Linked DNA regions of Mus musculus: region 1 is linked to region 2. A link is a loop called in an ENCODE intact Hi-C map of the cell type or tissue named here. Cell type or tissue: left cerebral cortex. All regions are shown on one strand. Each heading gives the region's core, and the rest is flanking DNA. Links, peaks and the distances in the headings are about the cores only.

Region 1 (15,805 bases), core at 2,984-10,983, 670 kb before region 2:
GTACGTGTGTGTGCCTGTGAGTGTGTGCGTGTGCCTGTGAGTGTATGTGTGTGTGTGTGCCTGTGAATGTGTATGCGTGTGTGTACGTGTGTGTGCATGTGCGTGTGTGTTTGCCTGTGTGTGTGTGCCTGTGTGTGTGTGTGCCTGTGCATGTGTGTGTGCATGTGCGTGTGTGTTTGCCTGTGTGTGTGTGTGCCTGTGTGTGTGTGTGTGCTTGTGCATGTGTATATATGCATTATGCATGTATGGGGGGGGGAGAATAAGATAGAGGTCAACCTTGACTGTTTTTCCTCAGGAGCTGTCCACCTGGATTTCACCTTTTTAATTGTGTGTTAATTTGTTGTCTTTCCACAGTGCGTGCACGTGAGTATGCAATATGTGTAGGCTTGTGTACACCCACGCAGAGGCCAAAGCTGTTTGTCTGTCAGGTGTCTTCCTTTACTGCTCTCTACCTTTTTTTCCTGATACAGGGCCTCTTACTGAGCTAGAAACTCCTTATCTTGGCTAAGCTGGCCAGACAGTGAGCTCTCAGCATCCTCCTGTGTCTGCCCATGCTGGGCTTATAGGTATTTGCATCCATGCCCAGCATGCCTTCATGCATCTCACTTTACCTAGCCCTGGGACTACAGTCATGTACCATCACATCTAGATTTTTTTAATGTAGGTTCTGGGAGATTGCAGTTCCTCGTGGTTGTGAATCGAACATATTGCTCATTCAGCATTAACCTAAGCCCCATTTCTAACTAAAAATTAAAAAATAAATGTGTTTTTATTTTCATCTTATGTACATGAATGTTTTGCCTGAACATATTGTCTGTGCACCACATGTGTGCCCGGGACACCCACAGAGGTAAGAAAAGAGTGTCAAATCCTCTGAAACTGGAGTTGCAGAAGAGTGTGAGCCACCGTGTGGGTGTTGAGAACTGAACTCGGGTCCTCTAGAAAAGTAGCAAATGCTCTTAATGGATGAGACAACCCCAACCCACTTCTGACTTGACTTAGCATCATACCTTACCTGTGCCAATGATGTTTTCCCAAAGGGGCTTTACACAGTGGGTAGTAATACTCATATTAGCTAGAAATACAAGGTTACCCCGTGCCTAGTCTTCCATAAACATGTTTCATGCATTGCCTGCCCCAATAGTGTATGCATTCTGTCACCTGCTATTTTGTCACTGTGGCCAGAATACTTTCTACAGACAACGTAAGTGAGGGAAGATGTGTTTGGGCTCATGATTTTAGAGGTTCCCATTCATCCTGAGGGACAAGACATAACAGAATGGAGCACTGCACATGATGGCATCTAGAAAGCAGAGAGAGAGAGACAGATAGAGAGAAAGAGACAGAGAGAGACAGAGAGAGAGAGAGACAGAGAGAGAGAGAGAGAGAGAGAGAGAGAGAGAGAGAGAGAGACTGTACTTAGCTCCCCTTCTCCTTTTCTCTGGGCTCCCAATTCATAAGATAGTGCCATCCACACCTAGAATGGCAAGCCCTACTTCAGTTTATGCTGTGGGAATGCTTTCTCAGACAGACCTAGAGGCATACCTCAGTCTCCTAGGTTATTCCAAAGCCTATCAGGTTGGCATTGAAGACTAAGAATGACACATAGTAACTTTAGCAAGAACCACTCACTACCCAAAAAGACCTCTGTTAGCAGCTTCTCAGTTTCTCTGTGGGATTATTTCCTTCTATCCCTGAGGATCCAGCTGTACTGATAATCTGTTGACAAGGCTTGTGAGTAACAGTGCCACAGTCTCAGGGCCACTGTGGTTCGGTTTGGTTCACAAAACAAGCATGGTAGTTTGAATGGGAGCTGCCCTCATAGGCTCATATTTTGAATTTTTGATTCTCAGTTGATGGAACTGTTTGAGAAGGTGTAGGAGATGTGACCTTGTTGTAGGAGGAATGCCACCAGGGGTGGGCTTTGGGGTTTTAAAAGACTACTCCCATTCCCAGTGTTTGCTTTCTACCTCATAGTGGTGGATCAAGATTTAACCTCTCAGGTATTTCTTTGCTTATCACAGATTCTAACCCACTGAAACCATAAACTTAACATTCTTTTAAACAGTTTCTTTTATAAAGTGCTTATCACAGCAATAGAAGAGCAGTAAGACCGGAATACCCAAGATTCTATTAATAGACCATATGAAGCCTAAGAAGAAGGAAGACCAAACTGTGGATGCTTCAGTGCTTTTTAGAAGGGGGAACAAAATATTCACAGGGGGAAATATGGAGACAATGTGTGGAGCAGAGACTGAAGGAAAGGCCATCCAGAGACTGCTGCACCTGGGGATCTATCCCATATACAGCCACCAAACTAGGACGTTATTGTGGATGCCGGGAAGTGCTTGCTGATGGAAGCCTGATATGGCTGTCTTCTGAGAGGCTCTGTCAGAGTATGACAAGTACAGAGGATGAAGCTCATAGCCAATCACTGGACTGAGCTCAGGGGTCCCTGATAGAGGAGATGGAAAAGGGACTGAAGGATCTGAGGGGGTTTGCAGCCCCATGGAATGAGCAACAGGGTCAACAGGTCAGACTCCCCAGAGCTCCCGGGGGACTGGACCACCAACCAAAGAATACACATGGAGCGACCCATGGTGCTGGCCACATATGTGGCAGAAGATGGCCTGTTGGACATCAGTGGGAGGTGAGACCCTCAGGCCTGAGGGTGTTTGATTCCCCAGTGTAGGGGAATGCCAGATCAGGAAGATGGGAGTCAGTGGGTGGGGGAGCACCCTTATAGAGGCAGAGGGTGGGTAGGATAAGGAGCTTCTGAAGGGGAGACCTGGAAAGGGGAAAACAGTTGAAATGTAAATAAAGAAAATATCCAAGAAAAAAAAAGTTCAAATATATAGGAATTTTTGGCCTGTAGCTTGAATTGTATCTAATTTTGTTATGCTTTCATTTATACTTAAACCATAGGTATTAAAATGTTGTTCTTTGTAAAAAAAAAAAAAAAAAAAGAAAAAAAAAAGAAAGAAAGAAAGAAGAAAAGGAAAGGGGAGAAAAGAAAAGTTATTACACAAGATAGAATTGAAGACAGCAAGAGCCTATGGCTTTGTCTTCACTGCACAGCAGGAAGGATGGAATTAGCCGTTAAGTAAATCCAATGGCCAGCCAGGCTTCACCTAGTTAGTACTCCACAGCCTCCCCAAATAGCATCATCAGCTGGGGGGACACACATTCAGAACATGAACCTGTAGGAAACATTTCAATTTCAAATGATAGCATAAACCATTGTCAAACCCAAGGCTTTTGGTAGAACTTCTGGGAAGAGGTAATATAACTTTAAGTTTTTCAAGTCTTTTTTTTTTTTCAATGATAATTCTTAAACTCTTTAACCTCCCTTGTAGCCCACTACCTACCAGAAGAAGTAGAAAAAGAACGGATACGGGGAAGTGGAGCTGTTTAGATTCTTTGGAGCAACTCCCACCTGTGTTGTCTGGAAATTCAAAGTTCAGTTTATAGGTGAGCAGAGAGTGGCAGCTGGATCCACTCACAACACTTCATGGAAACACCAGCAGGCCAGTTCGGTAGTGTTGGGTTAGCAACACCAGTGACATGACCTAGCAGAAAGCCAGGTCTCAGCCTCAGTTTGAGTCAGTAAGAGGGACTGGCAGGAACATCAGAAGAAGTTCTTGGCTGTGCCTCTCCCAAGGAAGTGAAGAATCAAGACCCACAAGCATTGTACAGCTATCTGTACTAGCAAGCCAAGAACTTTCTCCCTTGCCACACACACCCCGCCCCCCACTCTGTGGAGTCCTATTTATACCCTCCAAACATCATGTGTCCTCCACATGCCTTGTCTCAACATGGGTCTTGCCTCAGCACGTGCATATAATCAGTGGAAATGGAAAGAAACTGCAACACACCATCAGAACTTTTTTGGTGCATTTCTCTCTATGGCATCCTGACAAATGCAGCTCAACTATGAAATGTAAGATGGACCCATAATGCCTGTTGTTAGCAAAATATCCTTTATCGCATGTCCTCTCATGTGCTTGCTTTAGCAGAATATACTGTCTCCTTTGTCTGCTTCAGCAAAACATTCCTTAGCCTTTCACATCTGTGCCCATTTTAATTAAATGTTACTTCATATGTTTGCCCTAGCAAAACCCCAACCAACTGACTTCCCAAAGAACCCTTAAATGTCCACTTCAAGGTGGCTTCTTTCTGCCGAACCAAAGGGAGATGATTTTGGAGCCGCATAGACAGGGATATGCCAGGAAGCAATTAGCTTCAAGGAAAGTAAGGATGGGATGGAGGAAAAGTCAATCTTGATAAAATTGACTCGCCCAAATCCACCCATGCCTGAACTCCTCAGCCGTGTGAGTTGTATTTCTGTTACTTATAGTTGTCCTTGCCCTGGGAAGTGCTGTGTTCAGGGGAGGCTTCTCAAGAGTACATGGCTCCCTTTTCAGAAGCTGCACTCCCACTGCGGTTTGCAGTGAGGCAACTGAGAGATGTGGCTACAGAGAAGTATGGACACTGAGAAGGATTCCACAGTTTGGGGAGTGTCTTAGTCAAGGTCTCTAGTCCTGCACAAACATCATGACCAAGAAGCAAGTTGGGGAGGAAAGGGTTTATTCAGCTTACACTTCCATGCTGCTGTTCATCACCAAAGGAAGTCAGGCCTGGAACTCAAGCAGATCAGGAAGCAGGAGCTGATGCAGAGGCCATGGAGGGATGTTCTTTACTGGCTTGCCTCCCCTGGCTTGCTCAGCCTGCTCTCTTATAGAACCCAAGACTACCAGCCCAGAGATGGTCCCACCCACAAGGGGCCTTTCCCTCTTGACCACTAATTGAGAAAATGCCTTACAGCTGGATCTCATGGAGGCATTTCCTCAACTGAAGCTCCTTTCTCTGTGGTAACTCCAGCTGTGTCAAGTTGACACAAAACTAGCCTCAGGGAGTCAAGCTTACATAAGCTTACATAATATTTAAACTCAGGGAGACCACAGAATCTGCCTGAGTCCCAGTTCTGGATCTAGGTGGTATTGTAAGCTTGCTTTCTCAGAAGAAACATGAACAGAGATTAAACAGAAAGGTTCAATGGTATGCAGGATAATCAATATCAGGGCTGTTCTGCTTTGATGTGACATCCCTACTCTGGAATACAATGCTGTGTGCCCCTCCCTAAGCCACATATCTGCTTCTGATGGAAGAAGGAAGGGAAATTTTCTCTTACCATTTGCCAACCTCATGGTTTTTTTCAGACTCTGTTGAAATTGCACTGCTGCTCCAAATAGATGCTGCTCGTACACTGAGAGTAGGTTGACAGGTCCCTTTGCTAATAATAAGAGAAGAGCTCAGAAGGGCAGGACTGGCCACTTTTGTGAGAACCATTGAAACAGGGGAATCTAGAGCTGGTGGAGTGGAAGCTGTGGATAGCACAGAGGAGAACGGAGCAGGTGAGGAGTAAGGGTTGAAGGGAGTATGCAGTGTGTATGGCATGGATATGACCAGAGCCCATCACAAGATGAGGGATGAACAGAGGGTGAAATATATAGGGGTCCAGGGTAGGAATCTAATGGTTATCTGGGCAAGGAAGGGGCAGCTGAAACAGCCCACTCCGATGTGAACAACTGAAGTGGCTGAGCTAGAAGTACTGTGTCCAGATGTAGAAAGGCATCTTATTTTTTAATTTTTTATTAGGTATTTTCCTCATTTACATTTCCAATGCTATCCCAAAAGTCCCGCATACCCTCCCCCCAACTCCCCTACCCACCCACTCCCACTTCTTGGCCCTGGCGTTCCCCTGTACTGAAGCATATAAAGTTTGCACGATCAATGGGAACTAACCAGAAAGGCATCTTTTAATTAACCAGTAATGTTCCAGTCATGGTCTCTGGCAGATGATGGGGTGAATCTCAAGTCTGGGATCTGATCTGATCTCATTTGATCATTACTTGCTGAAAGTAATTTCTTGGCTGCAAGTTTAATGGTTGGGTTTGTAGACTGTGTTAAATGTCCCTGTGTTAAAAAAAAAAAAAAAAAAAAAAAAAAAAAAAAAAAAGCCTCATCAAAATGTCATTGACAACTCACTCCTTATCACATCTCCTCAGAACAAAGTCTTCCTTTTAATCTTTGCTGTTAAGCAAATAGGCTCTCTTGATGGGCTTGAGGAGGGGTGGGTAGCCTACCCAGGAAGCCTGAACAGGGCCTAAGCATGTCCTTATTAGTGGATCTTGGCAGCTGAGCATCTGCATGGCTACATTAGGACCTCCTGAGAGTCTGTCAGAGATGCAAGTTCCTGGGCTAACCATGGGAAGCACATCTCACTGCCATCTTCCTGAAGGACTGCTAGGGTGGGTGCACATTACAGCATCTTTCAGGCCAAGTGGGCATCACTGGATTTCCTTATGACTACCAGTAGATGGAGCTGGTGCCTTTGTAATGGTAAAGTGGATTAGCAAGGGAAAAAAGGAGAAAAAGAGGAAAGGAGGGGAAAAGACAGGAAGACAGTAGTGGAGAGAGGGAAAGACAGAGGTACAAAAACATGCTTGCTTTTGTCTGGATTATAAGACCTGGCCTGCAAAGCCCTGAAAAAAACTGAACCAACGGACACAGAGAAAGGATGTGGTTTAGCAGTGGGCAAACAAGATGGCTCAATGGGTTAAGATACCTACCACCATTGCAAACTTTATATGCCCCAGTACAGGGGAATGCCAGGGCCAAGAAGCAGGAGTGGGTGGGTGAAGGAGCAGGGCGAGGGGGGGGGGAGTTATAGGGAACTTTCGGGATAGCATTTGAAATGTATATAAAGAAAAATATCTAATAAAAAAATCTTTCTCAAAAAAACAAAAAATAGATACCTACCACCAAGTCTGATGACCTGTCCCTGGGACTCACTTGGTAGTGAATGAATAACCACAAGCTGTTCTCTGACCTCCAAATACTTATGGTATGTAACTCCTGGCAAATGAATGTAATAAAAATTGTTTTAAAAAAAGTCTTTTTAAAGAATCATTTCAGTTTTTTAATCACGTATGTGCATCCATGTGGGTACGTGCCTATGAGAGTGAGTATCTAAGGAGTCCAGAGGTGTCAGATCCCCTAGATATGGACATACAGGTACTACTAAGATATGTGCTGGGAACTTAACTCAGGTCCCTTTGTAAGACCAGTAAGCGTTCATAACTTCAGAGCCATCACTCTAGCTCCCCCATCCCCAAAACATATCTTAGAAAATGTAGTGCAGTTGTTTTAGTCTACCTGAACAGTTAAGCTAGTGATTGCTCTTGAGAACATCCATCGAGTCTAACAGGCTTACAGACAGTAACTGACTCCTCACCTTCTAGTGGCTGGAAGGTGTAAGAAAAAGGCAGTGGAAGATTTACTTTCTGGTGAACCTCTTATCGACTCAACAGTAGTATCATCACATAGAACAAGAAGCCTCTCTCTCTCTCTCTCTCTCTCTCTCTCACACTCACACACACACACACACACACACACACACACACACACACCACTTCTACAGGGGTGAAAATCTTAAAAAGAGCTCTCTCCTGGTCTATTCACCCCATAGGGACTCCATTATAACCATCACCTGAAGAGGTAGGATTTCACATCTGAAATTTGGAAGGTTCTTAAACACTCAGATCCTAGAAGGCAGTCAGAATTTCTCTCTGGCTACCACCCCATCCTATGACAAATGAAATTTCACCCTTGGCTATCATGAAGCTGCTGCTGTCCTGATAAAGACCAGGATAACACTCAGCTGTTGGCTGGGGTCCACGGTACATGTACAGAGCCTGATTTTGACTATCCTGAGCAGGGGAGAATATCTGCTAATAGAATCATAATCAGGAGTTCATGGAAGTAACCCTAAGGGAGCTGAGTGAGTCAGACTGAAGAAGCCACAGTCAGGGCCTTAGAGAAGGACAGTCTGGTAGATGAGGTCGTCTTTACCAGGGCGTGTTTAGAAGCTGTTTCGTTCATTAGTGTGAACTCTAGCAGCACCTGGTAACATCTCTCAGATGGAGAAAGTAGGGGTATGCTCACACTTCCTCATTGTGGGCCCACTTCTTACTTAGCTGCAGAAAATGATATCATAATAATTACTCAAGAAAACACCAACTTTGTGTCATAGTGAAAGAAGAAGGGTGGCAAGACACTAAACCCTGCAAAGATCCTTGTTCTAGAACCAGGATTTTCTTGTGGGTAATTCCAAAAGAGCAGAGAACATTATCTTAGAAAAAGAAGAGCTAATAGATGTATTGTCAAGCTCACTCTTGTGGGATGCTGAGGTGGGGGCTTAGTTGCACACTGAAAATAAGAATACAAGGAAGCTCCAAGGCACCATTCTTACTTCTGTGTGTCCCTCTCTGTGGCTGATGGGGCATGGGGCTTAAAGGAGACCTTGGAAAGAAAAGCAGAGACACCAAGTGTGTCTGATTAATCTTTCTTTTGCACAGGAGCCTTGCTCAGTGCTCTAGAAGCTTCCATCCCAACAAGACTACAGTTGTAAATGCCTGAGAGGATGTCATACGTGTAACAAGAAGCATCTACTACAGTTGTAGCACATCTCAAGAACTAGTCTCTACCTACCATTTGGTCATGGGATCATGTAGACTGCAGGAATTTTGTGGATGCCCTGAAGGGGTGAGACCTTATCACAAGGTAATTTGCATATGACCTTCCATCTGAATTTCTCCATTGAATCTTTTTCCTTGATTTGTGTTTTGTTTATTTTTCTGAGGTTTGACCTTGCTATGTATATGTAGCTCATGCTATACTTGAACTTATAGCAATCCTCCTGCCTCAGGCTCCTGGATGCTGGAACTAGAGGCATTTGGCACCACACCTAGCTGTCCCTTTTATTCAAGAGAATAAGACTAGACAGCTCCTGTGCAAAAGAAAGATTAATCAGACACACGTGGTGTCTCTGCTTTTCTTTCATTGTCATTGACTAGACAGCTTAGAAACAAGCCAGGACAAAGTCTCCTGACTTGCTCATGGTTTTATGGATTTCATTCAATGGTTTGTAATCTATAGCAAGTGTTACTGTAGCATTCAGTCACCTTGCATCTGCTTAATAAAGTAAAACCAATTGCTAAAAATACTTCCTACTGGATAAATCATTTTCCTTGTCCCTGACTCATAAAATTTAAAAGGAAATGGGAAATATCTCATTTACTTGACTCATTCTAGTTTTCCACACAATCAACAAAGATTGAGACCTGGATTGCTCTGTTTCCTTGTAGTATCTCCACACAGCTGCCTTGTTCAGTTGTCTCCCATGGGTGCCTGTGCACAGAACAGCCTGGCTCTGGCAGGGAGAAAAGCTGGCGTTTGTTTCAGAGTTTTTCTTGTTGCTTCTGTTGTGGCATGCCCTCCTTACCCACCCATCTGTCTCTACCATGACAGTTAGCCTGTGGTTCACATGACACTGTCTTTCCCAGGATGCTGGAAACACTCAGTGCATACAACTCTCTTGGCTGACTCCACTGGGCATATGCTGCATGTCGCATCTCTTGTCCAGCAGTTTATTCATGTTCTTGATCTGGTTCTGAGACTCCTACACAGTCTGCCTTTGGCTCAGACAACCCAAGATTTTCTGGGCTTTGTCTCCATATTTCTAGACACCTCAGAAAGGCTTCCACTTCTGGTGACAAACACTTGTGAAAAAAAAAATATCATTGGGTTTTGCCCAAGTGTTGCTTGTAGGGAAGGCTGACTGCCTGTGTGTCTAACAGAACTCTCCAAACAGGGAGAGGCAGGAGGCTTGTGATGGCTCATCATCTCAAACAACACTTTTGCTCAGTCTGGGCAAGCACTGCTGTCCATGCTCCCCAGGGACCCCATCACAGTAAACTAATTCTCCTGAATTCCATTCTAAACTCGTTAACTATGTTTGCTGTAGTTCAACTTGAATTCTAGTTAACTGTTTATTCCTCGGCTTCCTTCATCGTGGAATTGAGGGAGGAGGCTTGGCTCATAGTCAGCAGTGTCTCCTGTTCAGGAAGTCATAATCTGTGTGATAGACGAATGCATGTCACTCTGCCCTAGCTCTCCATGGCCTTGTATGCCTATGTCCCTCGTGGCTGCTATCCCTGTCGTTCTTGGGCAAGATTTTGAATATACAATATGGTAAATGATCACCCAACACAGATAATGCCTCAGCCTTTCCACTTACAAAATCTGCTGGTTGCCACACTGAGCCATCCAGGAGGTGAGATTGAAAGTGATGTTTCTAGAAAGTGTCTTCCATGGAGTAAACGTGCTTGTGACAGCAGGTGGAGAGAGGTATCTTTACAGATTATAGTTGGAGTATGTGAAAATGTATTTTTAAATTAATTTTATTGTGTTGATCTTATTACAGAAATAAAAAATCTTTTTACAGAATAGGTGACCCTCAATCAGGCATATGATTCCATCTACCAGAAAAACATACCTTTTTATTTTTCTTTGAAGTGCTGGGCTTGGAAGCCAGAGAATTGTCTATACTAGGCACCTGTTCTATCATTAACCAATACACCAGTCCAAGAAAAAATTTTTAACACCTTGATATATAGATTTGCAAATCATTGTGTGCGTGTGTGCCTGTGTGTCTACATGGTTCTCTTTAAGAATTCAGGTCTTACTTAAAATCTGTTGTGAAAGATTTCTGTTAAAAGAAACTGTGAAGTGAACCCTTTGAGAGGGGAATCATTCTGTAGAATCATTTGTGCTATTGGTTCAAGTAAGACCTAGAGATCATTAACTATGATCAAGGGTAAGTGGGTGTTGCGATTGTCTCACAATCTGAAATTTTCTGTCTCTATCTCTGTTTTGCAGCTTTAGTTTGTTAATGGCTATTTTTCATGATGGTTCTTAAACACTTTAACCTCCCTTTTAACCCACCGCCCACCAGAGGGAGTGAAAAAAGAAAGGATAGGGGGGGGGGGAGGGAGGGTCGGGGAGGTGGGGTGGGGGAAGAAGACCTGTTTAAAAAGGTTCTTTGGAGCAACTCCCATCTGTGTTGTCTGGAAATCAGCAGTTCAGTTCACAAATTAGCAGCGACAGCTCAATCCACTCACAAACACTTCATGGATACACCAACAATCTAGATCAGTGGTGCATGGATAGGACAGGTGTTAAGAACTAGCAGGAACAACCAGGAAGGAGGGATTCAGACCAGCGGGGATGTCAGGAGAAGTTCTCAGCTCTGTGTCTTTCTAGATGAAGCAAAGATCAGTGAAGACCTGAGACCAAGAACCATTTAGCTATGTAAGCAAGTCAAGGTCAGCCTCCAACACTGTCCCTCAAGTCTTTTTATACTCCTTCCAAACATCACATATCCTCCATGGGTTTTGTCTCAGCACGTGAGTCTGTCTCAGCTGACACCACTCTGCCAATCAGGCAAAGTCCAAGGAAGCAGCAAAAACTATAGCAACCACCACAAGTTTTTTGGTGTGTTTCTCTCTATGGAGTCCTGACAAATGGAGCTCAACTATGCAATGTAAGGTGGACCAATGCATGTGGTCATTAAGTGAAGAATCCTTCATCACGTGTCTTTCACATGCTTGCTTTAGCAGAACATCCTCTGTCCTGTGTCTGCTTCAGTCAAACATTGCTTCACAAGACTGTCTTAGCCTTTTACCTGTGTCCACTTCAGGAAAACACTCCTTCATGTGTTTGCCCCAGCAACACAACTGACTATCCAAAGAACCCTTGAGTTTCCACTTCACTGTCTCTTCTTCCACTCACCTACCTACCCATCTATTTACTCCCATTCATCTCTACTCACCAACCCCTATTCATTAATCCAACTACTCAGCCCACCTAGCCACCTAGCCATCCATCTATCCTTCTACCCACCATGCATTGGTGCATGTGTGTATCCAGCCAGCTATGCTCTCCAGCCATCAATTAATTCATCTATCAATCTACCCAAACATGTTTCAATTCATGCATTCATCCATCTGTTATCATTCATTGGCCAATTATGTATTTCCTAATTGTGTATTGAGAGACTGACACGAAAAGCCCATGGGAAAAGTCAGGCTAGTTGATTGAGAGCCTCCTCAGGGAGTCCCATGCATGTAGTGCTACGTATTTATGCCATTCCCCAAGGACTGGATTACATGGTGAAAGATTAACATCCCTGCTGCACAAATTAAAAGTGCTCTATTATTTGCAGCATGGAGTAGACCAGCTGAAGATCAGGCATCTTCTTTTTGAACAGCATAATTAAATACCTCTCAGCCTGAAACCCTTGCTATATTGATTTGAATTAATTATTTGTGCGTTTGTACTCTCCTGACTTCCCCAGCCCAGGAATGCCACACCGTGCAACACTGCCCAGCCACCAACTCTCCATCCACACTCCCTAGTCAGAAAGTGTTGACAGTTCTAAGCACAATCAATCAGTCCAATGGAATCAAATTTTGCTGATAAAGGAGAGACTTGCTTGGAAAATTGACATCCTATTTAATGGGAATTAGCATTCTGAAATACAAGTGTGGAGTTTTATGCCTAAAAGCACCAATTTGTTAGATTGGGGTTTGGAGAAGCTGCAGGGGGTGGCAGTGGGAGAAGCTGGGGGCTGGGGAAGCCAGGGCAGCTTGGATAGCCACTGCCTAGCCTTTTGGAATTTAGAGAACAGGAGTCTGTTGAACTGCTCATGGGACTGGCTTGATACGGCAGCAGATTTCCTTATAAACATGCTCACTGCAGACTTTTTTTCCAAAGCCATACAGGCAAAATTGTATACTGTAATCTACCCAAAGAATTATGCATTGGAAAAAAAAATAAGTCAACATTTTCCATGAAAATGGAAACCTAAGTCATCTGTCATCCAGTCTAACTGTGTTGATGTCATCTTAAACAGTAAACAGGACACATATTTTGATCAATAACCTGGTTCAGACTAGGAGTTAACATATACCTGTAGCTCCTCCTTTGGAGGAACACTCTGATACTCTGCCCTGTCTCCTACCCTGGAAAGCCATTAGAGGCCACAGGCAGCGGGAACTGTGCATGAAAGATTGGATGGAAACCGTCAACATGCAAGCTCTCATTCCCACAGGTGCTGAGACCATGTGTCTCTCTGAGGCCAGCGGGTAGCCACCTGGTTGGTAGGCTTTAAGAGAAGCAGGGAGACAGTTTCTGTCACCACGTAGGAATACAGATCACATGTCCTTGTTTATCATGAGCCAGAAAGTTGGGTTTGTATGTGAGAGTGCCTGGTATGGTAAGACAGTTATAAAACTCCCTGTTGCAGGCCAAACAAATAAGTGAGTTAGACGTAGAATGAGAATGTCCAGTTTGCAGAAATAGGTAAGAGATTGAATTGGAGGTAAATTTGTCTTGGGCATGCAGACTTACTGTGTGTGACTCGTGGGGCTACATAGAAAGTGTTTCCTTCTTTGTTTTAGTTCATCTGTGGAGATAAAATCAATCACTGGCTGTCCTGCTTATGACCTGCTGCTGTTGTTCTGCCTATGATCCTACTCATTCACTCGGTAATTTGTGATAATTCAGTACCCACCTCTCAGTCTAAAAACCGAGGTCTTGATTCTCGCCTCTATCTACCCCTGGGCTCCTTGTCACCCTGAGTCTCAGGCCCAGAGGGCTCTCACCACCACTTGTTTATTGAGACAGTCTTTTCTTAGTCATGTATTTTTTTTGAAAAATATTTTTATTATATTTCATTTGTGTATGTGTGTGTGTGTGTGTGTGTGTTTATGGATCACATAGGAGATCAAAGGACAACTTTTGGTAGTTGTTTTAATTTTTCCTTCTACCATGGAACTCTGGTCATCATCTGGTCTTGCCTGGTAGCAAGTACCTTTACCCACTGGTCCAGGGGCCTATCATCCCCCTTTTTATCTGCATCTTTCTCTATCTTCCATTGTCTCTCTCTCACATACACATCTATCAATCATGTGCCTTTCCACCCATCCTTAAGTGTCTATTTTTCTATCCTTTATATATCATATCATCTGTATATCTGACCTATTATTTATGTAGCTATCTACTATTAATTACATCTCTAGCTTTATTTAGCATGTATGTATGTATGCATATAAGTATCATCTGTATCCACCAATCTTATCCTTTCTTCAGTTCACCATGCATCAGGTGTCTATTGGCTTTGGCTCAGTTGTGACTTTTTTCCTAAAGGCATTGCACTGTACACAGTGTTTAGGATTTTCCTTTTATTCATGTTAACAGATGCTTAAGTTCACTGTTTGGGACCTTGTTATTTGTGGCTCATTCCCTCTGGCCCATGTGATATTCCATCATGAGGATACACTACAACATCTGCCCACTGTCCTGCTTACAGACAAATTTTTCCAGAGTATATGAAGAAAGCTCTACAAGATTCTGGTAGACATATGCAAAGTTTGACACTCAGACACAGAATCTTCAGGTTAGAGTGTACCTGAATATTCAGTTTTAACAACCCATGTCCAAGTTCTTTCTGTTATGATTGTGTACCAAGTCATACCACAGTTGATCCTTGAGTGATCTTGTAGATCCATGTGTACTATAATAATTGGCACTGTCACAATTTTAAAATTTAGGTAAATAAATGAGCATAGCCATTGTGGTTTTGGCTTTTTTTTAAAAAATCACCATTCAGACTGAGTACCTTTATATGTTTACTGGCCATGTTTTACTTCCATGACATTGGTGTATCTTATCTATTTTTCCATTGGTTTTTGTATATCTTACTAAGAGTGTGGGTATAGTGGTAGTGGTGGTGGTGGTGGTGGTATTGGGTGTGTGTTTGTGTTAATACAGTAGAAGAGGACAACTTGCAGGAGTATGCTTTCTCCTTTTACCATGTGGGCCCTGAGGATTGAACTATGGCTGTTGAGTTTGGTGGCAAATACAGATACTTACTAGGCCACCTCAATGTCCTGTCCCTCCTATTTTTCCTTACTAATTTCTAGGAATTCTTTATACTTCCTTAATCCCAGTTTTTGTTTTGTTTTGTTTTGTTGATGGAGATGCTTACAAATCTCTTCTGAGTTTTAAAAACTTAGGTATTTTGAGACAGTATTTCACAGTGTAACCTCATCTAGCATTGAACTCCCAAGCTAGACCAGGTTGGTGTTGATCATCTTGTCTCTGCCTCTGACGGGATGTGATCACAAACATGTTCCACAGGTCCCAGCTACTCTTACCTTTCTTTGTAGTAGCTTTGGATAAACAAACACTGAGATCTCATGCAGTCAAAACTCTCCTCTAGCTGGACATGTAGACTCATACCTACAATCCCAGTACTCAGGAAGCTGAGGCAGAAGGATCATTTCAAGTTTGAGGCCAACCTAGGTCTTTCTCAAAAACAACCAACAACAACAATAGCAACAAAACTATTCACTTACAAGCAATCTTTCCTAACTCCAAAATTTTTTCTTTTCTTTTTTATGTTTCTGGTACAGGCAGGACCTTACTATGTAGCTTAGGCTGACTTCAAATTTTAGATCCCCTGCCTCAATCTCCTGAATGGCACGTGTGTTTGCTGCTAAGTGTTTGTTTTGTTTTCCGATCCAATTCTTTTAAAGTGTTGAGTACAGGCAACATTGAACTCTGAGTTTTGTTAGTTTGTTTGCTTGTTTTTCAGTAGTTGCTAGAAGATTAGTCTAGGTGCAAAGTCATGTTTTCTTTTACCTGAAGTATGGTTTTGGTGCCAGTGGGGCTCTGTCATTTAAGTGCTCACTACTACCAGCATTTCAATACTTTGTCTCATGTTGATTTTGCAGGAGCAAAATGGGACAGGTATCGCATAAAGGTTTTAACAGTAGGGGAAGGGTATTCATTCTCTTATGCTCGGTGGATTGTCCTGGTTCTTGGCTAGTGACAGCAA
Region 2 (15,805 bases), core at 5,074-13,073:
GTACCAAGGAGTGCTCAGCAAGGATACATGAATTTCACTATGAGGGGAAAGTAAAATAGACATCGTGGGAGGATGATGTAAGGGGGTCTAGAGGAAGTGTGGTTGAGAACAGGAGACATCAGTTTGGGGGAGGATTTAAGGAGGGACTACTGGGACATACAACTGGAACTGGGGGCCATCTCTGGGACAGGCTAGAAACCTAGAGCAATGGAAACTCCCAGGAATCTATGAGGGAAAGCCTATCTAAGACTCCTAGCAATGGGGAATATGAAGCCTGAACCAGCCATTTCCTGTATCCTGGCAAGATTTTTCAGTGGAGGGATACAGACATCATCCCAGCCACAAAGCCTTTAATCTACAATTTATCCTGCCTGCAAGTTGTGCTGGGTTAAGTGTGGCACCAAAATTGTGGGAATAGCCAACTAAAGACTGGTCCATCTTGAGATCCACACTGCAAGAGGGAATCCACCCCTAACACTGCCTAGAGGGCAAGCACCCACAGGCTGGATAGCCCAAATACCTAGGATAGAAATGAACATGACAAAAAATAAGTAAAACGTCAATGAAATGATTCCTAATGATATTTTATTATATTCATAGATTGCTGCCTAGGCCAATTGTCAGCAGAGAAGCTTTACCCAGCAACTAATGGGAACAGATGCAGAGATACACAGACAAACATTAGATCTTGGGGAATCCTACAGAAGAGGGTGAGAAAGAATTGTAAGAGTCAGAGGGGTCAAGGACACCACAATAAAATCCACAGAATCAACCAACCTGGGCTTATAGGGGCTTACAGAGACTGAGGCCAAACCCAGGGAGCCTACATGGGACTGACCTATGCACATATGTTACAGTTGGGTAGCTTGGCCTTCTTGTGGAACTCCAAACAGTAGGAGCAGAGGCTGTTTCTGACTCTCTTGTCTGCCTTTGGGACCCTTTTCTCCTACTAGGTGCATTGTCTAGACTCAATAGAAGAAGAGATGCCTGGTCTTACTACAACTTGCTAAGCTATGGCTGGTTAATATCCATGGGATGCTTGACTTTTTCTGAAGAGAAACTGAGGAGGAGTGGCTGGGAGTTGGGGTGAGGTGGGCGAAGAAAAATCTGGGAGGAGAAGATGGAGGGAAAAATGTGATCAGGATGTAATATATACATGTACACACACACACACACACACACACACACACACACACACACTTCTGCAGTTGCAATGCTAGCATTCCTTATTATTTTATTTGTTTTTTCCCAAATTTCCCTCAGGGAAAGAGTAGTGTGTTTTAAACCTGGTTCTGTTGCCCCAACTCCAGAGCTCCCCAGAGAATCCAAGCTAGGGACCACTTGCACATGAACACCAGGGCTGTTTTTGCCTTAGTAGCTTGACACATCACTTTCCACTCTCTGATGATGAACACTCCATATGATTGGTATCTCCCTCCACTGCATGAACCAATGGCTCTGTTAGAAAGACATCAGGGTCCTATCAACATTGCTAATGGTCTTATCAAAGAGATTTCTAGACTTGGGCTGGACGTTTACATCAGAGGGATGGTCATCCTCAACCATCTTCACAAATCAGTTTGAAGCACTGCCTTAGCCCTGCTGTTGTAGATCACTTGATTCCTCTTCTGGTCATCTTCAGCAAATAATGGGCAAGTCTCAAGTTTCGATATCTCTGGGATCCAAGTCACTTGCAACACTACCTACCAGACAGGTTTTCTGATCGAAGATACCCCACTTCCTTCATTATTAGATTACTTTGCATCCTACATTGGGTGAATTCTCCCAACATCAGACCTACCTGCATATTCAGGATGATTTTCCTCTACAACCCTCACACTGACACGAACAAATCTGCTCAAGTCCCTCTTTCTGGACAGAGGGCTCATGCACCTGGTTTCTGCTGCAGGACATTTTCCTGTGCGAGTAATAAATTGCTTTCATAATGGAAAGGCTGATAGAGTCTCAGCCGTGGAGACTTAGGCAATCACCAGCCTTTCACTGCTAAAAATATTTTTTTTTATTATTTCCTCAAATAGCTACCATTTAATACCCATCACTTACATTTTTTTTTATCTTACAGATATCAGGACTGTGTTGGTTGCAAGCTGTTTCGATGGGCTATGATAGCTTGTTCTTCAGAGATTGAAGTTGATAAAGACAGTCAGGTAGTGGGAAGTTCTACACCAGGTTCCCTCCTTACAGAGGAACAAGCACTGGTCACTGCATTTACACAAAACTTGTGATGCATCCTGTAGAACTATGGGCTCTGCTCTCAGACAACTGTGCAGCAGATCAGTGAAGCACAGTGATTCCACCCAGCATGTTCATCTCCAGAGCTCAAAGCTAAAGGACCAAATCCCACACCCATCTCCATATACTTCTTTGCATGACTGTTGCCTGGCCATGCATCAGATATTGATGTGGATTCTTACAGCCTGAGTCTTGAAATCTCGTTGAAATTACCTTCCTCCACAGAGAAGCATGAACAAGACTACCTAAACATTTCTAGAAAATTCCTTTTTCAAAATGTATTGACTCAAGAGTTCAGAACATGGCAAGGTGGTACATTGATTGCCTACAATTCACATATAATGAAGCTGTAGGACTCAATGGTTTGCTTAAAACCTACTAGTAAAGGGCAAAGGGCATGGCTCTGTGGTAGAGCACTTGCCTAGAATCCCCCAGTGAGGAGATAGGAGTGTGGCTAAATAGTGAAGTAGTTACACAACATGCTCAAGACCCTGGGTACCATCCAAACTATGAATTAAAACCATTCAAAGTTATCTACACCTAACGGTAAGCACACAGAGTCTCTTTACTTATGTGCCCAGACCAGAAAGCAGACGCAGCAAGGTATCACTATCTGAGTGCCCTGCCAGAGCAGAACTTATTCTGCTCTGCCACCTTCATCTTAGCAAACAGTAAGAGGAGCTATTTAAAAAAAATTAAGTAGGCATTTAGGATTGATGTCTATGCGGCCTGCTAGGAAAATTCATTTGTGTAGTATTTGATTTGTGAGGAGGGCTGTTTACCAGGTAAGAGGATTTAGTTGAGACTGGTTAAATCCCAAACAGCAAATGGTGAATGGGGATGTCTGTGCTGAGTATTTGCCCTTGTCTACCATTGACTCCGATGTCCCTAGGGACAGATCTGCCACACATACAAATGCCCAGTCAGTACCAAGAGAGAAATGTGCTGTGTGGTCTGCATAGGTGTTTTCTTGCAAGGCTAGGAATAGAACCTGTGCTAGTTTGAATGAGATGGGTCCCTCATATGATGGCATATGTGAACACTCGAGTCTCACTTGGTGGTACTGTTTGACAAGATTATGGGGCACTCTGGAGGTGGATCCTTACTGGAGGTAATATGTCACTAAGGGGCAGGCTTATCTCTCTGCTTCCTGTGTGCAGATGAAATGTAATCAGTCAAATTCTTACTCATGCTGCCATGCCTTTCTTGACAATTGCCATGAATTTTCCACCAAGACTATATGTCTCTGACACAGAGACCAAAATAAGATTTTTTTTTCCTTAAGTTGCTTTTGTCAGGGTATTTGATCATGGCAACAGAAAAGTGACTAATATAAGCACCATAGGCTCAGAAATGCTAAGCATACACTTATAGCCACTCACTGGGGGAGTTGAGGTAATTGCTGCACCATTATGCCCCACCTCCAGAATAAGTAGTTATCGGGGAGCTAGATGAAGCATCTTTTGCTTCCTGGCAAAATTGTCAGCCACCCTTGGTTTGTATCTTTCAGAGTCCTCTTGGACTGGAGGCAAACCCAAGTTATGTCCCCAGAGATGTGAGACAGCAAAAGACAGAAGGATCGTGGCCATCCCTCTTCAACTACCACAAAGCAGAGATTTGGCTCTCCTGACTTCTTGGGCTGCAAGACCTTAAGTCTTCTGCTGCTTGCCAGAGCTCACCAGAGGCATGGGTTGATAACGTCTCCACTTGCTGAGCCTGAAGGCCTAGCCACAACTGTTAATTCTTTACATTCTCGCTGTTAGTAGATTTTCACGAAGATTATCACAGTGTTCCAGCTCTCCACTTAATTCTAATGTCTGCATAGAGTCCTACTTCCATAAAGTATCTACGTCTGACTCTGGGTTTCAGAAGGAATCTGACACCAGTTAGTTCAGTTTGCAGTTCATAGGGCAATAGATACAGATTCCAAAATGTAGACATCACTAAAAGACACAGCAGGAAGAGAGCCACTGTCAGATTGCACATAGCTTATAAGACATCATGCAAAATCAGTAAGTCACATACATACTCTCCTTCTACATGGCTCTTCCCATCACTTGCTGATTCCCCCGCTTCCCCCCCAAATCAGACCCTGAATAAAAACAGTCACTAAGCAAGCAGCTAGTTAAGGAAAGCTGGGGTTGTATGAACTAGGACCTTGTGTGCATTATAATGAGGAAGGCTGGGGTCCTGTGAGCTGAGACTCTCTTCTTACCAGGATAAAGACCACAAGTGGCCAAAGGGAAAATACAATCAGTTTCATTCATAAACAAGATCCTTTATAGCAACACAACTTATTTTCAGAAGGCATGTAATTTCTATCTACAATGTAGTCACCAGCTTCCGGCTCCTTTCCCTTCTGACTCGTTCTGGCTGTTGAATCAATTTGAACACAGAATTCCCTGGAGTTTACACAGTGCTCTGCTGACCTTTCCTTAAAGGAACTTTGTGCAAATAACTGTCCACCTCCTCTGAAGCAGCCTCCTTCCCTGCAACCCTGATGCACGGTTCCTTTCAGCTTCTTAAAGAGGCAGAGGCATTAACACAGGAATCTGATGGCATGTCTAGTCAGATCACCTCAGGAAGTCAGGGCCTCATTTTTCCTTCCCTGTCAAGTGGGAGTTGCTCATGTGAATTAGCATCGTAGAAACCTACATTTAAATGAAACTTACTGAACAGGAATAGACCAGAATTCTCCCTCAGCATACCTGTACTCCTGCATATTGAATTATGAATTTGAGCAATGCAGATTGAACAACTTAACTTTTATTTCTTTTTTTTTGCAACACTGTTACATTTAAATGCTTCGGGAATCAATGGAATATTTGGATGAATGTAACTACTGGTCTTAGCCAGTGTACACAGGATGAGCAAGACCCAGTGTAAAGAGTGTTTGTTTATTTATTTACTTGATTACTTACTTATGATTTGCTTATTTATTTATAAGTTGAAAATAATCTTACTGTGATTCCCAGGGAGGCCCCTAACTTATGATCATTCTGCTTCATTTCCAGAATGCTGGAATTCTAGATCACAGATGTGCATCACCGGGCTTAGTTTCTTTCTTTCCTTCCTTCCTTCCTTCTTTCTCCCTCACTTCTTTCTTTCTTTCTTTCTTTCTTTCTTTCTTTCTTTCTTTCTTTCTTTCTTTCTTTCTTTCTTTCTTTCTTTCCTTCCTTCCTTCCTTCCTTCCTTTCTTCCTTCCTTTCTCCTTCCATCCTTCCTTCCCTCTTATTTCCTTCCCTTTTAATGCCATGAGTCTTCAGCGAGTAGCAGTTTATGGCTACATCTCTATAATGATGTTTTTGGCTGTAGTCCATCTTATTTGCTCATTGTTATGCTTACTTTGGTTGTTTTGGACCCTCAGAAATTAATGTTCCCTCATGGTAGGTCAAAATTCCATGTTCAGATTATTTAAAGATGAGATATGTTAGATTGCAGTTTTAAATTTCATGTGGATGGATGTTTTGCCTACATAAATATCTGTAAATCACATGCATCCAGTACAATGGAGGTCAGAAAAACGTGTCCGATTCTCTGGGATGGGAGTTGCAGGTTGTGAGCATCCAATGTTGTTAACTACTGAGCCCTCTCTCCAAGATGGTAGATTTTAATCCAGGAAGTCTGAATCTTTTAAAAGTCACATGTGCCCATTAGGATAGATGTCAAAGCCATTGATTAAATTTGGAATAAAAAATATATCAAAGGTAGCCTTCCTGTTGGCTTTTATGGAAAAGTCTTGGATAAATGTATTCTGTGAGTTATGTGTGATACCACAGATCTGCACTCATTTTATTTAAGAGGTAGAGGTCTGAGAATTTTTAGTTCAGGTTCAGCCTGGACTACTTTATGAAATCATATTAACAACAACAACAACAGAAACAAACCAAACCAACTAAACAAACAAGCTCCCTTCCCCAAGGCTTCTGTGGAATTGACTGTCCAGAGGCATACTGGTTTTTTTTAGATGAATATAAAACTCTTCATGTTGGGTCTGTTTTCTGCTCATCCTTGAGCCCATGGTCCCTCTACAGGAGAGATGTTCTGGGCCAGTGTTCCAGTCTCTACCTCTCATTTAGCCAATATTCCATTCTTGCATTTCTTTAAGAGATCAAGAAGGGAAGGGTGGGAGTAAGGGGGAAAGGGAGGGAGGGAAGGAAAGAAGAAATGTAAAGAAGAGAATCTGAATGAATGAATTGGCTCACCAAGTAGAAGGAGTGTGTGTTGGGTGCGATGTGAGACCAGTACATAATCAGCACACACACACACACACACACACACACACACACACACACACACACCTCTTCCATGGGAAGCATCTAAGTATCACTTTAGCTTGGCGAAGAGACCCCAGGAATACAGAAACAGCCTAGAAGCCTAGAACGTAAGGAGCAAAGCCTCACTCAGGTCCTTTACATTGCATCTCCTGCCTTGCAGGAAGAGTCCAACACCTGTTTAATATTATGTAAGGGTGGCTGTCAGGGAGAGATGCTGAGAGCTGCCAGAGTGGCTCCCTCATGGGAGAGAAAACAAAAACCTGAACCTTAGCAATAGAGCTGTCCACTGATGAAATTCTCTCTTGCTGCCATGACCAAATATTTAGTCACAGGGGAAAGGCTGATCAGACACACTCCAGCAAGGTCACGAGGTTCTTGGACAACAAATACTGAGGCAGACTTGTGGCATCTGCTCCCTCGTCCCCCAGAGCCCTTACAGACTATGAGAATGGCCAGCTCGATAGCTTTCGTGCCAATCTGTAACCACAAGACACAGGCCTCTGCTTTTATGTTGCTGGATTCCAGCCTGGCCCTGAAGTCTGTGCCTGCACAGACAACATTCACTCATTCAGACACAAATGAGATCAATTCTTATCCGACTCACAGGTCAATAGGATTTGGGGGAAGTTACTGAGTCCTAGAGATTACATTATTTTAAAGACTGCAGAGTTAAATAGGACAAAGTAAAAAATACTGGGATTATTTGGCTGTAATGTAGATGTCCCCCCTGGGGGAGAAGCCCCCTCCCCACTGCCAAGCCGTTGGGCCGGCTTGCTCCCAGTTCTCTACCAGCTGTCCACTTCCAGACAGCTTGTTCAGGCCTGCAGCCTAAACATGTAAGTCGATACAGGCCCTGGTGCTTCATGAAAGGAATGGAGGGAGGGGGGCTATATGTCCTCGGGAGAGTGGCCCCTTCCTGGTGAGCAAATGTGCTTGGAAAGTTAAGAGCAGCCACACACAGCCAGCCCCACTTCAATGCTCTGAACCTGGAGCCAGTTCCTGCCAGATGACCATGTGGATTCCTGCTCCTTTGGCCTACAGGTATTACTGCTGCTAAGAACTTCCGGGTTCTACCCTCTCATCTGTCCGTTCCCCAGAACTGGGATTCTCCAAGCTTGTCTATGCCTCCATGGGTGTCCAACGTACTTGAAAGCATGGCTAGGAACTATAGCATCTCTGTCACAACTGTTGAGTGGGGCTGACGTCTTCATGGTAAAAAGTAGGTACACAGGAAAGGTGCTAGGTACTGCTGTCCCCTCTCCCCCAAGTACAGTTTCACATGGAAGAGAAAACATTCCCATTAAAAGTCATCTTCGAGGGAGCAGCTACTTTGAAGTGAAGCTGCTGACATTTCAGAGCAATTAATAACTGTATTTCCCCAGAGAACAGCTGCGGCCGGAGGGGGTGCGAGCGCGAGTGTTCCCCCTTTGTTCTTCCTCTGCGTGGGCACTGGACCAGAACCCTCTGGGCAGCTTCTCTACCCAGCGTATCCCACTGATCTATTAAGCTGAACATTAATCATTAGCAGAGCTCATCTTTCTTCCTCAAATTTAATTTCATTAGTTACACTTTCCCCATTAGATCCCTCCTGGATGCGTTTGCTTAGATGGCTACTGAGCATCAGTCCTGTGCCTAAGCTAGCACGTCTCCGCTGGAACCTTATCCCAAATAGCACGGACTTTCCAAGATGACCAGATGCACCTTGTAAAGATATATATTTATTTTGTTTATATGGATGAGTATTTTGTCTGTCTGTATGTATCTGTACCATGTGTGTGCATTACCCATTGAGGCAAAATGAGGTCCAAACTGGCATTACAGAAGGTCGTAAATGCTATGTGGGTTCTAAGGATTGAGGCTGGGTCCTCTGAAAGAGAAAGGAGCGCTCTTAACCACTTGCCAGCCTCTCTCCCTCTCCCTCCCTCCCCTCCCTTCCTCCCTTTCATTTTCTCCATTCCTTTCCTCCTTTGTTTTGTTGTTTTTCCAACCGTGCAGATGCATTTTGACACAGTTAGATTGCAAGTCTTCTCTCATGGACTTGTAGGAACTCAAAGCCATGTCATGGCAATGTACACAAGACTGACTCTAGGTTCCACATGTTGGTATCTAGTCATGGGCACAGGCAGAAAAGTCGTAAGGCCGGTAGGATGGAAGTGTGCTCAACAGTACAGCCTCACTCAGATCTATTCTTCCTTGCCCTCAGCTGTACATTTGATCTAGGAATAAAGCAGGAGGTCCCTGGCCGGCTCTTGCTGACTTGTTCTCTCTCTCTCCAGTCATGTTCTTGCTCCTCAAAGAGACTGCAGCTTTTTCCACACAGAGGTGATACCTACCCATCCCCTGGGCAATGTCGCTGAATGAGAACTGCACTGGATTAATTGAAGTGAACACTCAAAAGACAATAAGTGTGAGGAACAAATTCATCTCCCATTGCCTTGATTGAGGGATTCTGTGCTGTAGCCATAGGGGATAATGGGGGATTGAGGGCATAGCGTTACCTGAAATTAGAAGATGGATTTTGTCAAGAGAAAGCCTGAGAGAAGCACCCATCTTGACCTATTCACTTGTCCATCCTTGATCTAAAGCTATCAAGTCCAGTCCAACTTTGACAGATGTTGAATAGTCTAAGATATCTGAGTGAGAGCTGGGTACTTTTTTCTTAATATCTGCAAGGTTCTAGGTTCAAACACCATCACCAAAGCTTATAACAAACTCACTTTGGTGGTAGTACCCACTGTTGATTCCAGCTCTAGCATCTCAACTAGGTGGACCACCATAAACACACCCCACCCACAGTTCTATAGAGCCACACCCCTAAGTACTCACAGAAAGGCCCAGAGAACTTAGTGTTAGGGAAATGATCACATCCAGCTTAAGGAACAAGAGGAGGGGTGATTGGCATGTGCATATGTGTTTGACTGCACTTGTGAGTGTGTGTTGTGTTGGGGACAAGGCGGGGGGCTGAGGAATGGGGATGCTAGAATCAAGCCTCCCACAGACTTGGAGGAAACTGGATTTTGTCATAGTACCACTCCAGCATCTCCTGAAAAATGATAAGAATATACCCCAAATAGCCACCAGGCGGCAGAGCAGGATAACTCACTGCTCACAGCAAGTAAGACTTTAAGCAGGGTGAGACAGGTGATCCAGAACAGTCAAATGCTAATCCAGAATTCTCTCTCCTCACTAATGACTGGGGATCTGTTTCAGAGCACCCCTTGATGTCCTGACACATATGGAGAAAACACCTCTGTAGTCTCCACTTTCTCCTTATACATAAAGAAACCGCACTTCCACTTACCCTACTCCACCCTCTTAGTTTGGGGCTGATTTTATTTCAGTTTTATTGTTTTCATGGCTAGGGTTAGAAGCCAGAGACTTCTGTGTTGTAGACAAGTGCTCTACCACTGAGTCCCACTTCTGTCACCACTCTCTTATTTGTAAGTAATCTTGGCTTATTAAGAATCCAGTCATGGTGCAAACAGTGTGTGAGTGGAGGTTATACTATATTGCTTAGAGAGTATTGACAATGACAGGCTCAGTGCAGATGTGATTTTTATTTGGGATATATTTAATCTGCACTTGACTGAATGTGCCCAAAACATTTTCCAAATGAGAGAGAGAGAGAGAGAGAGAGAGAGAGAGAGAGAGAGAGAGAGAGTGCTGGTTCTGTACTCTCTCTAAGCAGTCTCTGGTGTGTAGTCCCACTTAATGCTATGAGGAGTATAGCCATGTCTTAGAGACACTGGGAGGAAAGGGGCTCTTGCTATGGGTCTCAAGATTCTGCCTGTTCTAGTGGGCCTGAGAACAGGCCCAAGAAGAGCTGCTGGCATGAGAGGATAGCAGTTTGGCCTGCCACTTTAGAACATGTCTGAGCACTGTGGAGGTTCAGTATTCACTACTCTTATCCTGGATATAACCTCCTGCTGACTTTGTCATAATTTCTGTCAGCCTCAAATGTCAATGAATGAAGAGCCTAGGGAGACTTGACCAGGGACCCAGATGCTGGAATTCAGTTTCTGGCTTTGCCAGGACTTCATATGAGGTCTGTTCAGCCAGTGACACTCTTGAAAGGCTTCTAAGATTCTTGTAAAAGCAGCAGTGGAAAAAAAGCTACCATCCAATTTGTGGGTAACAGCTTCCTTCTTGCAGATAGCACTCACTCATGTTTTCTGACTCCCTGAGATGCTGCTTGAAGTCTTGGTGCTCAAGCACCACACCCCAGAGCAATGCAGTCCTAACACTACCTGGAAGCTGCAGCCAGCATGTTCTAGGCACATAGAAACCATAACTTCAAGGGCACAGATGCAGGAGAGCCTATCAGAGGTTCCTATTACTCAGAATGCCATCCTGTAATTTGGCCACCAGTGAATTGGTCGTCAGAAGGACATTTGACAATTAACTATCAGGAGGTATTTATTATTAGGGCACAGTGAGCAAGGCAGCATAACCTCACACTAGTCTTCCTCCTATCCAGTTGTAAGGTATGGCCAACAGACAACTGTTCTCTCTCTCTCTCTCTCTCTCTCTCTCTCTCTCTCTCTCTCTCTCTCTCCACACACACACACACACACACACACACACACACACACACACACACACACACACACACCATAAACCTGCACACAAACAAACATGTTGCATGGATACATACACATATAACATACACACCACATACATACACACATACACACATAGCACATAACATCCATGTACCACACGTGTACACATCATGTCACACATAAATAGACACACATCACATACACATACAAGCACGCATATGCATATACATCACACACATACACACACAACACATACTTACACATATGCATACATGTATACCATACACATATATGCACACATATTTACAAACACATGCATACAGCATACCCATACACACAATACTCTTGCATATAACACACACACAAACACACTTTCACAAAAAAAGGGGGAGTTGGGGTGAGGATACATCATTTAAGGTATAGGTTTTCTATTCATCCTCTGAAGAAATTTCCAAGATATTGAGAGAGTTAGGGCAGTAAGGCAGCAAGGCGCCCAGCAAGGCAAACAGCACAGAGGATGGGCACTTGCACACAGACATACCCACCCAGTGAACTCATTATGAGTAGACTTAAAGGAATGAAAGCCTTGGCTCTGAGGAAGGGAATGTAGCTGTCTGCCTTGTAGACTGTATCCTCACTCACATCTTGGGTACCCGCCATGCATCAAGGTCATTGGTTGAGTTCTCCCTCTGCAAGTGACAGAGCCTAAATTCATACCAGTGGACAGATAGAGTAGTGCCACACTCAGAAAAAAAATAAGTCTTAATTAATGATACAGCCTTAAACTCACACGACTGGCTGCATGGGTGCTAACAGATCATAGAAGGGCCTGGAACCCATTTCATGTCTCTTTCTGCTTCCCTTGAAGCTGGTTGTATGGGAGCACAATTTCTTGTAACTCATCGGAACAACTATACCTGAGCCAATATTTCAAGAAAAAGTCAGTAACCTACCCTATTGGGTTTCTGCCTCACCTACCCTATTTGGTTTCTATATCACCATTTCCCATCGTTGTGAACTAGAATCTGACTAGTTCTGGTGACATATGGCATTGGCAACAGTGCAGGATCAATTCCACCCAACTAACATGAGCTGAGATGGAGTGAGGCAAGATGTCCCAGACACAAGCAGAGTGCTATGAGCAGGAGAGGGGTGAGTGGACTAAAATTGACCACCTGCAGATGAGCCATCACTGGTATTAAGGTACCATCCATTCGTGGAGTGGTGGGCATTCACTAGAGAGAAGAGCTAGTTCTAAGAGAGAAGACAAGAAGAGAGTTTGAGGACAACGAATGCTTGAGCTCAGATCTATAGGATGAGGGTGACTCTGTCCATTATATAGAAGGAGAAGAGCCATTGCCTTATCTGGCATCAATGGGAAGGGGGATAACATTCTATTCTCCTTGGTCCTGTGGAGACCCGATGCCCAATGTAGGTGGGAGTAGGTAAATGGGTGGGGGAGCTCCCTTGTAGAAGCAGGGGGAGGGAGGATGGGATAGGGGGGTTGTTGAGGGGGAAAAAGGGAAGGGGGATATCATTTGAAATGTAAATAAATAAAATAACCAATACAAAATCATAAAAAAACGTGTATTGGGGTATTATCACCTAATATGGCTCCCTGGTCCACATGTCCAAATCCTTGGCCCTTGGCAGTTGGTGCTATTTATGGAGGTTCGAGAAACCTGAGGAGGTGGTGCCAAGCTGAAAGGAATGGGTTTCTAATAGACTTTGGATTTTCGTTTCTTTGCTTTTACCCCTGTGATCTTTTACCTCACTAAAAGCCCAGAATCAGCAGAGCCAAATGGGCAATGAACTTGGTGAAACCATGTCTTCCGTCCTTTGCTTCTATTGGATATTTTATTATAGCAGCTAGTAAAGTAACTAATAACCCTGAGTAGCAATTCAGACATACAAGGGCAAAACCAAGAGTTTGAGCTCACTGAGAAGCTGTCCCTGAGAGCAGGGCTGTCTCTATACACATCCATACATTAGATCCAAGCATGTTTGTCTCAAAGCATCTCCCAGGGCCTTTTGTCTGGGGTTAACTGTTCCCCGACAGCTTTGTGACATGGGGATGAGAAGGACAAAATAGTCCAAGAGTAAAAATGTTTTCTCCCTTTCTTCTGGGCATGGAAACTAGTAATAACAATAAATAAGCCTCTTATTTCTCAAACCTGTTTCTACCTGGTCCCCAGCCCTCACTTCTCTAGTCTCTATTGCATCTGTTTGGATTTGTTTGGATTTTAATTACACCTCCCAGGGCAGCATCTGCAGAAGGTCTCATCAGCAAGTGGATCAAGATCGATAAGCAAGTTAAATGGTGATACAGATGACTGACCTCTCCAGAGTTCCAGGACACACCATCTCACTCCCCAAAGGAAAACAACGAGCGTTCCATTTGCAACTATTTATTTCTGAGGCACATTATCATAGACACCATTAATTAATCGCCTACAATTTGCCAAGCCATGTGATGAATGTTTTATATACATAATCTGGTATTCTTACAGCATGCTTAAAGGCTCTACATATATTATCATTTCTATTTAAGACGTTGAGACTCAGATACACATTATCGATGACTGAGGACGCACCATGTGCCTTTCACTGCTAGATTCTAGGTGTGTGTGCAAAAAAGAAACTCATTTTTCCATTCCTCCAGCAATGTGGAAGGGCAGCAACCTCTTGAGACAGCACATACAAAACCCGTGCTTGCAGTGTCCTTAACTGATGCAGCGGGGACTCAGATGGTGCTTGAAGAAGAGCCTTGAATGTGAGCCTAGATGCTCTTCTTTACAATCAGCATTATGGAGTTCAAACAGGTCATGGAACAATGCCCATTCTTCCTCTGACATGATGGTTGTATCAGGAAGAAAGCAGAGCTGAGAGGCTTTAAGCTTATCCAGAAAACACATGCTGGAGGGCCCCCTTTCTTCAACCTCAGATGGCCATCTAGCCTCTTCTTTAAAAGACCCTGCACAATTTGTTCCTGTTGCAGAGCTCTGGGTCAGCAGTTTTTTTCACATTATATTTAGAAAAAGTAATAAAAGAGTTCTCCCTGTAGGCTCCACCAACTGGATGGTGTTATTTCAAATTAAAAAACAAAAGCAAACCTGAGTTGTGAAAGGAGACCAAATTACCCACTTGTGAGCAAGAAGACACACAAAAAAACCACTTATAGGGTCTCTTCTGGGGCACTTGCAGCAGCTCCCAAACTGCCAACTGAGGCAGGGGCTGGGACTCCAACTCTTGGCAGCTCCCTGAGGTATGTGACAGCCTTGGCTGTGCTCCTGGAAGCTTGCACAGATCTCTAGACTTGCAAGCACCTGCTTTCCCGTCTTGATTTAATACTTAGCAATCCTGGGTCGACCTCTCTAGCTCATCTGTAAAGAAAGAACAATAATCAAACTTGTTGAGTCCTGTGAAGATGAAGTGGAATGAAGCATACAAGGGATGTGTCTGCTCTGTAGCATGTAGCAATTCAGCCTAGTGCAGCTGATGATCACTCTGCTTGCTAATTGGCTTTATATCACTGCTTAATAAAACACAAACTCTCTGTCTCTATCTATTATGAAAAACAGTGTCCCAATAAGGGCAGTACTCGGCATGAAGGACTCTCTTGTTAGAGGCAAACATGACTGGATTTCTTTCTTGATGGAAAGAGATTCCTAAAGAAGTATCTTTGGGGGATGATCAAGTTTATACCTCACCTGTCACCCCACTGCCTGGCCAACAAAGACTTGATTCTGGGCTGACAAGGGAACAAAACACTGAAACATTTTCAGTTGAGAACTGTGGATGAAGTAACTAAAATTTCCCTGGCAACAGGGACAGTGTTCTGAGAGTTGTATGAAAGGCCATTCAGGGTAGCCATATCCTAAAGCTTGAGGTAAATGACATCTGCATTGTCCTTTGCCAGGTGGGTCCATGGTGTCTGCATATCCTAGGCTGTGTGACTCCGCAGTGTCCACACTGTTCTATACTTCGATGCTCTACCATCTGCACTGTTCTCACCTATGGGATGCTAGTGGCTTCTGGTTTTGAGCTGTGTATGGCTATACCACATGCACAGCTCTGGGCTCTCAAGGTCTATAGTTTCTGCCATTCCTTAACTTTGAGAGAACACTCTAACACATGCTAACACTTTTGTGTACTGTTTATGATTTGTGTGTGTGTGTCTATGTGTGTCTTCGCATGTGACAAAGTACAGGTGTCATGTGTCCCCAAAATGGGTGGACCCCAATTGTCATTCCAGGTCTGACCATCACTTTTCCATCTTGTTTGAGACAGAGTCTTTTCAGTCAAGCTAGATGGCCCACAAGCTTCCAGGGATTCTCTTTTCTCAGCTTCCTGTTTTCCTTAGGTGCTCTGGGATTACAAATGCATTCTGGCATTTGGCATTTGAATGGGTTCTGGGGGTCTCAACTCAGGTTTTCAGGCTTGTATAGCAAGTGTTTTTACCCACTGAGGCGGTTACTGTTTTCTGATATTTGTGGAGATGTTATACTGGAAATGGTATGGGAACTCTAGCTTCTACAGTTCTCTCTCTCTTCTTCTTCCCTCCCTCCCTCCCTCCCTCCCTCCCTCCCTCCCTCCCTCCCTCCCTCTTTCTCTCCCTGTCTCCTTTCCTCTTTCCCTTCTTCTGTTCATCCCTCCTTCTGTCTCCCCCTCACTCCCTCCAAATTATATAGCTCAGGTTGGCCTTGAACATTA

The links. Peaks named below come from ENCODE experiments on the same cell type or tissue, not always from the same donor. Only the 100,000 strongest peaks of a DNase experiment are listed, where the experiment ranks them.
Region 1: it touches region 2 in a loop (5-fold over the local background); 3 of 42 quality-filtered maps call a loop at or near these places.

Annotation. Positions count from the first base shown.
Region 1 is chr7:40,933,271-40,949,075 of GRCm38, reverse strand. No RefSeq gene overlaps it. Among named protein-coding and RNA genes, the nearest start is that of Vstm2b, 42 kb to the right of the region's middle. In left cerebral cortex, for the core only: a CTCF peak has its summit at 6,366 (motif pointing right); DNase peaks (open chromatin) are centred at 6,369 and 9,525.
Region 2 is chr7:40,267,441-40,283,245 of GRCm38, reverse strand. No RefSeq gene overlaps it. Among named protein-coding and RNA genes, the nearest start is that of Gm38996, 21 kb to the left of the region's middle. In left cerebral cortex, for the core only: a CTCF peak has its summit at 9,602 (motif pointing right); a DNase peak (open chromatin) is centred at 9,607.